2 separate regions of the Mus musculus genome follow, and region 1 is linked to region 2. Evidence: chromatin contacts called from ENCODE POLR2A ChIA-PET data. All regions are on one chromosome and are shown on one strand. The core of a region is the stretch at or near the end of the contact, and the rest is flanking DNA. Distances in the headings are between cores, read along the strand shown. Region 1 holds the start of Higd1a (HIG1 domain family, member 1A). Region 2 holds the start of Zfp651 (zinc finger protein 651).

What was found. ChIA-PET counts read pairs that join two places held with the same protein, here RNA polymerase II (POLR2A).
Region 1: POLR2A ChIA-PET joins it to region 2 with 25 read pairs in Patski. The contact joins the promoter of Higd1a here to the promoter of Zfp651 in region 2. POLR2A ChIA-PET finds 5 or more read pairs at or near these places in 2 of 5 experiments (Patski and embryonic stem cell).

Annotation. Positions count from the first base shown.
Region 1 is chr9:121,856,297-121,859,313 of GRCm38, reverse strand. Higd1a (HIG1 domain family, member 1A) reads left to right here and starts at 1,518. Exons shown (of 4, transcript NM_019814.5): 1 at 1,518-1,802. It overlaps Gm47112 (predicted gene, 47112), which reads right to left and starts at 1,567. Exons shown (of 1, transcript NR_168944.1): 1 at 106-1,567.
Region 2 is chr9:121,758,243-121,761,323 of GRCm38, reverse strand. Zfp651 (zinc finger protein 651) reads right to left here and starts at 1,291. Exons shown (of 6, transcript NM_001166644.1): 1 at 1,099-1,291. The coding sequence starts at 1,101. E530011L22Rik (RIKEN cDNA E530011L22 gene) reads left to right here and starts at 1,381. Exons shown (of 1, transcript NR_033503.1): 1 at 1,381-3,081.

The sequences.
Region 1 (3,017 bases), core at 269-2,768, 98 kb before region 2:
TCAGGTCTTTCTTCGTTTACCACCACTGACTCCTGCTCAGCAAAGCTGTGTTTAGCACACCCATACAAAGAACATACTTTCAAAGACACAAAGCTGCCACATATCCAAGGTATGGAAAGCTTTATTTCATTTTTGTTCTTTGAACCAGGGCTTCTCTGTGTAGTCCTGGCTGTCCTGGAACTTGTACTGTAGACAAGGAAGGACTTGAACTCTGAGATCCACCTGCCTCCCTCCTAAATACTAGGATTAAAGGTGTGCACCACCATAAAAGTTTTATTTTAAAAATATGTGTATCTTGCCTGCATGTATACATGTATGTGCATCATATATACATGCCTGGTGCCTGAAGCAGTCAAAAGAGGGTTTGAGTTCCACTGAGTTGGGATGGTTGGGAGCCTCACGTTGAGTGTCAGGAACTGAACCTGGATCCTCTTGTAAGAAGAGTAACAAGTGCCTTTAAATCACTGGGACAACTCTCCAGCCACAGGCATAGAGTTTTATCATGTATAACATGGAATGTTTCCTACATATGACTTAACTCAAATAATTTTTAACCTGTGTTTGATCCTTGGAACCTGTGGGCAAAGGAAACAACAGGTCCCTTCATGTTGTCCTCTGCTCTCCACACATTTGCCATAGCACATGTGCCCCTCCCCACAATAAATAAAATGGTAATACAAAATTTTAATATTCAGTCATGACACCTGTTATGTAGTTATTGGAAGGTGGCTCATAAGACTACACCAGCCTTCAGGAAATTCAAGAAACGTATTGAGGGCCCAACAAGATGGTTCACTGGGTAAAGGCCACCAAATCCCACAATCAGAGTTCTAGCCCCAGGGTCCAGACATTAGGAGGTGACTGGTGAAGGTTGTCCTCTGACCTCAGCAAATGTTCACACAAGTAAATGTAATAAAATTAGTTTACAAAGAAAAGAAACATTGAGGTATGGGGAAGTTAGAAAGTTAGCCGATTCACTGTGGTTCCTCTTGCCAGTTTATATAATCGGTGCACAAAGGGGGAAGAAGCCCTCTGCAGAGCTGCCTCTGGCGGGGCAAGGGGTGGGCAGGGTAGACAAGACGGAATCCTTTCTCTTGTCCGTGGTTGGTGCTCTATTCGGGGTGAGGAGACAATTGTTCCTCTCCCTGAAGTCACTCAAAGTTGAGTACCTACCAGTAGCCTACCTCTCTCAGAGGCCGCCATGTTCTGCTACGCTGAGAGTCTTGGACAGACACGTCCCATAGTGGGGCTGTCGGTGTCTGCCATCCCCGGAGCCCACACGAAGCCCCGCCCCGGAAGCTGCCTGCCCCATCAGACTCCTCCCCAGGCATGTGTGAGGTCACTGCTCTCCGGCCACCACCAGCTCCGGGGAGGGACCCAAAGGCGCCCCGACGGCGCATGCTCCCGCTCGGGCGGGCCGCTCGGCTCACCTAAGCCGGTCTAGCCTGCGTGCGTGGCGTTCGCGGAGCCCAGCGAACCGGTCGCGAGAACCTCGAGGCAATTGGGGTTGGGAGGCAGCGGCCGCCAGGCGGCACCGCGCCAGCACTGCCGCCCAGGCCTCACGTCTGACACGAACAGCGCGCGCCGCCACGAACCGGGCCGGCCCCCCAGCCAATGGGCGCCGCGCTACAAGTGACCACGCCCACCGCCCCTCGCACGTAAAGGGAGTCTCTGGCCCGGCCTCGCCGGCTGCTGGCTTCTGATTGGCTGGGGCGAGCAGTGGCCGCAGCAGGCGAAGCCGGTGTTCTCGCACTCGGGTGGCGGCCAGAAACCGGCAGGACTGGAAGGGACCCCGCGTCTCGGTGAGTGAAGCGGGAGCCGGGCGGGAGGCGAGGGCTGCGGGGCGGGGGGTCCCTCGGGTGGGCGGAGGACTTGGGGTCCCCGTCGGCCAGTGCATGTGGAGCCGGAGGAAGGAGGCCGGAGCTTCTGGAGCGGATCGTGGCCGAGGGAACGAGAGTCGCGGAGGAGGCAACGATGGCAAACGGGGACCGGGCTGGTGCCAGCTTCGGGGATCCCGGGAGCAGTGGGAGGAGAGGGAGAGGGAGCGCGATCGCACGGGTCTAGGAGTCTGGACAAGGTCACAAGAAGGTGGGAGGTGAGGCAGGGCGCAGCGCTCGGGCACCTCGGCCTGGCCTTCCCGGGCGCCACCCGGGGTTTGCGCAGACCTTACGTGACCCTGTGTCACCGGATGGAGGAGGGAAGGCTGTGGCGGAATGCGAATGCCCCTGACAAGGGAACGGGGTGCAGAGATCACAAAAGCACGACTAAGGTTCAGGTGTGCCAGCCGTCCGGGTGACTCGATTCTGTTCTCTGCTTCCCTCGTTTATTCCTGGGGTGGAAAGCAGTCCTCTCTTTGAGGGGGTGATCCCTACCCGGGAATCTGCTTCCCGGACTACTGAGGCCCCCTGCAAATTGACAGTTTGGATGCAAATTCTTGACAGGTTCAAAAGGTTCTCGGTGCTCCTGGAATGTGCTAGAAGGTCTTCTCTGCACAGTATAACTTGAAAGGGCTTCTTAAGATACAAATCCTAGTGTTGTGCCCCTGGCCGTTTGAATCACAATCTCAGAGAAGCCATTTTGCACAAGCTGACAGGTAACTTAGGCAAAATCAGAATTTAAAATTTACTATTTTAGGTAATAGTTCTTAGGACCAAAGGGACATGCTGGGAAGAGTCTTCAGCTGTTATATCACCTGATGCCCAACCATTTTCTTATTTACCTCTTCTAGGTTGCCATGCCTTTGGAAAAGTGTGTCAGTAGTTATGCCTGGCCTTACAGAATAATGTGCTCAGCAAACTAAGTTTGAATATCTGGTTATTGCTGACTTAAAAATAAAAATATGTTCTACTTTCTGACAGATATAGGTCAGTCATTGGGTGAGTGAGATAATAAAAAAAAATCTAGTGGGAAAAAATCTTTTTAACTTGGAATTGAAATTGTTAGATAATTTAACTGAAGAGAGAATAGCCCATTTAACTATAGGTGTAATGTACACAGTTTTTACAGTTCAAAGACAG
Region 2 (3,081 bases), core at 42-2,541:
CTGTGGCCATCCTGCCACTCCAGCACCCTTCCCTTCTGCCTGGTACACTTCAGACAGGCAGTTGGAGAGTCCTGGAAGTGAGGTGGGTGGAAGCATGAGGTGTGAGAACCACCTAAGCATCCAGACACAGTCACCACACCCTCTGGTCCTGCCTCCTTCCCAGTCATTGCACCTGCAGGTCCTGGTGTCTGTACTACTGGGGGGTGGACGGTGGCAGGGAAAGGCCCCCCCATGGCACCACTTATTCCAGGCTTGGGGTCCCCGTTTTTCCCTTTACAAAGCTTCCCCAGGGACCTCCTGCTTGGGCAGGGCCACTTGAGCCTGGCAGAAACCCAGGCATCCCTAAAGTCACATTGCAGCCTCCCCAGCCATGGACCAGAGATGCTGCCAGCCAGTGGCAGGGCCCCTTCCGGATCAGTGCCCACCAGCTGTGTAGCCTCTGGCCAGATGCTTCCGGCTCCTTGAAGCTGAGGAGGCTTCTCAACACCTGGGTACACCAGCTGCATCGCAGCCCTCCCCCAGAGGGACACCTGCAGAGGCCACCAAGCTTTTGCCTCCCAAAGGCCATCTGGTGAAACCCCGGCGGCAGGGGTACAGGCTCATGACTTCTGGATGCTTTCTTTGGAGAGGCCTGGGAAACAGGCTCAGAGACGGCAGGGGACCGGCCCAAGGTCACACAGGAGTTTCCACTCCAGCTGTGGGCGCCCCCCGCCTATGGAGCGATCCATCCTAGTCTCCGGCAGAGCGGCTGCAGCGCCCACGTGGCCCAAGGCCCGGGCGGGAATCCGACTCCCCCTTTTCCCCCCATTACCAGCCCCGGGGCGGCGCCGTCCGGACGCAGAGAAGCTCCCCCCTCCGCCCGTGCGCAGCAAGACCTCGGCCTTTCGCGTTTGCACCCCCCACCCCAGGAATTTCACCCCTGAGCCGCGCCGCCGCGCCGCACTCTGGGCCCTGCACACCGGACAGATAGGGTCGAGGACCCCGGGGGAGGGGCCAGGTCTTCCAGACCCTGCACCGGGTCCCAAGGGGCCGTGCGCTCTGAAAGGAGGCGCTCGCAGGTGGGCGGATAAGCGGGGGGACAGGCAGGGCCCTGCGTACCATGGTGCCGCGGCGCTGGGAGCTCACAGGGCCCCGCAGGATCGCGCTGCCCCCGAGGGCCGGGCCCGGGCCGCTCCATGAAGCGCCGCGCTGGGGGCCGCCCCTGCGCAGGGCCCCGCGACCATGGCCCCGGGGGCGCGGCCGGCCGGGCGGGCGGAGGCGCAGGGCCGCGGCAAGTCCCGGCCGAGCAGCTGCGGCCCGGGAGCCTCGGGCGCGGCGGGCGGGGGGCGCGGGGCGCCGATTGGAGCCCGCGCGTCAGCTGGGGCCGCCGTCTGGACGCTTAAAGGGCCAGGCCGCCCTGCGTGCTGGCTGGGGGCGCGGACGCGCGCCGTCTCGATGCAGCTGCCCTCGGGAGAGCCTCGGGGTCCCCGGACCGACCCGGCTGGTGACGTGGGAGCGTTTGGACCGCTCGATCCCACCCTCCCGCGCGAAGTCCCTCTCTGCCCTTCTTTGCTGGGAAGTTCGTCCGGGAGTCTAACCCGGGTGTCCTCCCGCTGCTCTGCATGGGCGGGGCCAGGGTAGGCGTGAGGTCGCTGAGCAGAGCGCGCCGCCCCCCGACCCACCTGCTCCCCTGAGCCAGGCGACTCTGATGGACCCGTACCCCAGCCGCGCTCATCTCCCGCCCCCTGTGACTCCGGCTGCTCCGACTTGGGGGTGAGTCTGGGGTCTGTAGCTGCTCCGGCCTCCCACGCGTTTTGCTCTGAGTCTCCCGAACCTACCTGGGGGCCTCTGGCTGCAGAACCTCCGAGCAACCGCCGCAACGACGGAAGCCTTTCAGATGACCTACCTGGAACAGCCGGGTGGGGGCCAGAGGCCCAGGCCCGGCCGAGGGGCCCTCCGCGCAGCCTCGGCGCTGGGAAGATGCAGCTCGGCTTGCGGAACGCTGCTCTGGCACCGGCTCCGTGGGGGCAGGGGGCTGGCTGTGCTGGCAGGAGGCTGCGAAGGAACGCTGCCAGGCCGAGCGACAGCAGGGCGGGACTACGGACTACCACCGTGGTCTCTCCTTCGGACGCCCCGCACCCCTACCCACTGTTCAGCCTAGTCACTCTCCCAACACTGCTCCAGCCGGGCCATTCCACTCCAGCCATAGCAGTCTCCTTGGGTGTGCGCCTTCCTCATGGTGTGCTGTAGCTCTTTCTCTGGAGCCAAGCAGGTGTCATCAAATAGTCGAAGGTCTGTCCCCTCAGAATGCAAGGATCTCTCACTGGACATGGGCTGACTACCCCTGAGCAAGGAAGCTGAGTAGGTGAAGAAAGGTAGGGACAGTGAGGAGAGCCCCTTCCTTCACATGCGCAGGGCATGCCCCTACCTGGGTTCCCGAATCTGAGGCTCTAGGCTGAAGCTGTGAACCTGTCAATTACCGATGATGTCTCCTACACTTCCCAAAACCCAAGTTTCTCGTCTGACCCAGTTGATTGCTGCACTGACCTGGGAGGTGGGAAGGGCAGGGCTGTCTACCTACTGGGTGGACAAGGAGAGTCCCGCAGAGAGAGAAAACATGTAGACGCTGTGCTGGGAGGTTGGAAGAAGCTGGTACTGGCCTTGGCTAAGGTAAAGGAGTGACACCCCTACCCCACCCCCTGCTGTCTCATTTGGGTTCTCTGAACTCCGACTGAGGGCAAGAGGGCACACTGGGCTTGTCACTGGCAACAGCTGCAAAAGCCAGAAGCCCCGTTGTGTTCATGGCTGCAGAACTGAGTGGTCTGGACATGGGGTACAGCCAACTGGAGGGACAAGATGGGAGCAGAGGAAGGATTCTAGGCCACAACCTCAAGTTCTGTTGGTTGGTTTAGGGGCCAGAGCACTCATTACCATGATAGAGGTGGGTGCTTTAGACCCCTAAAGCTGAGTGACTCCAGGCCAAACTTCACTTTGGAGAACAAGGAGACAACCCCAGACTGCTTGGGGTTCCTGCACTTGGCTGGGGAAACTACGCTCACCAGGTAACAGAAATGCAAGTTAGGCAGTCCAAAAAGTGGGTGG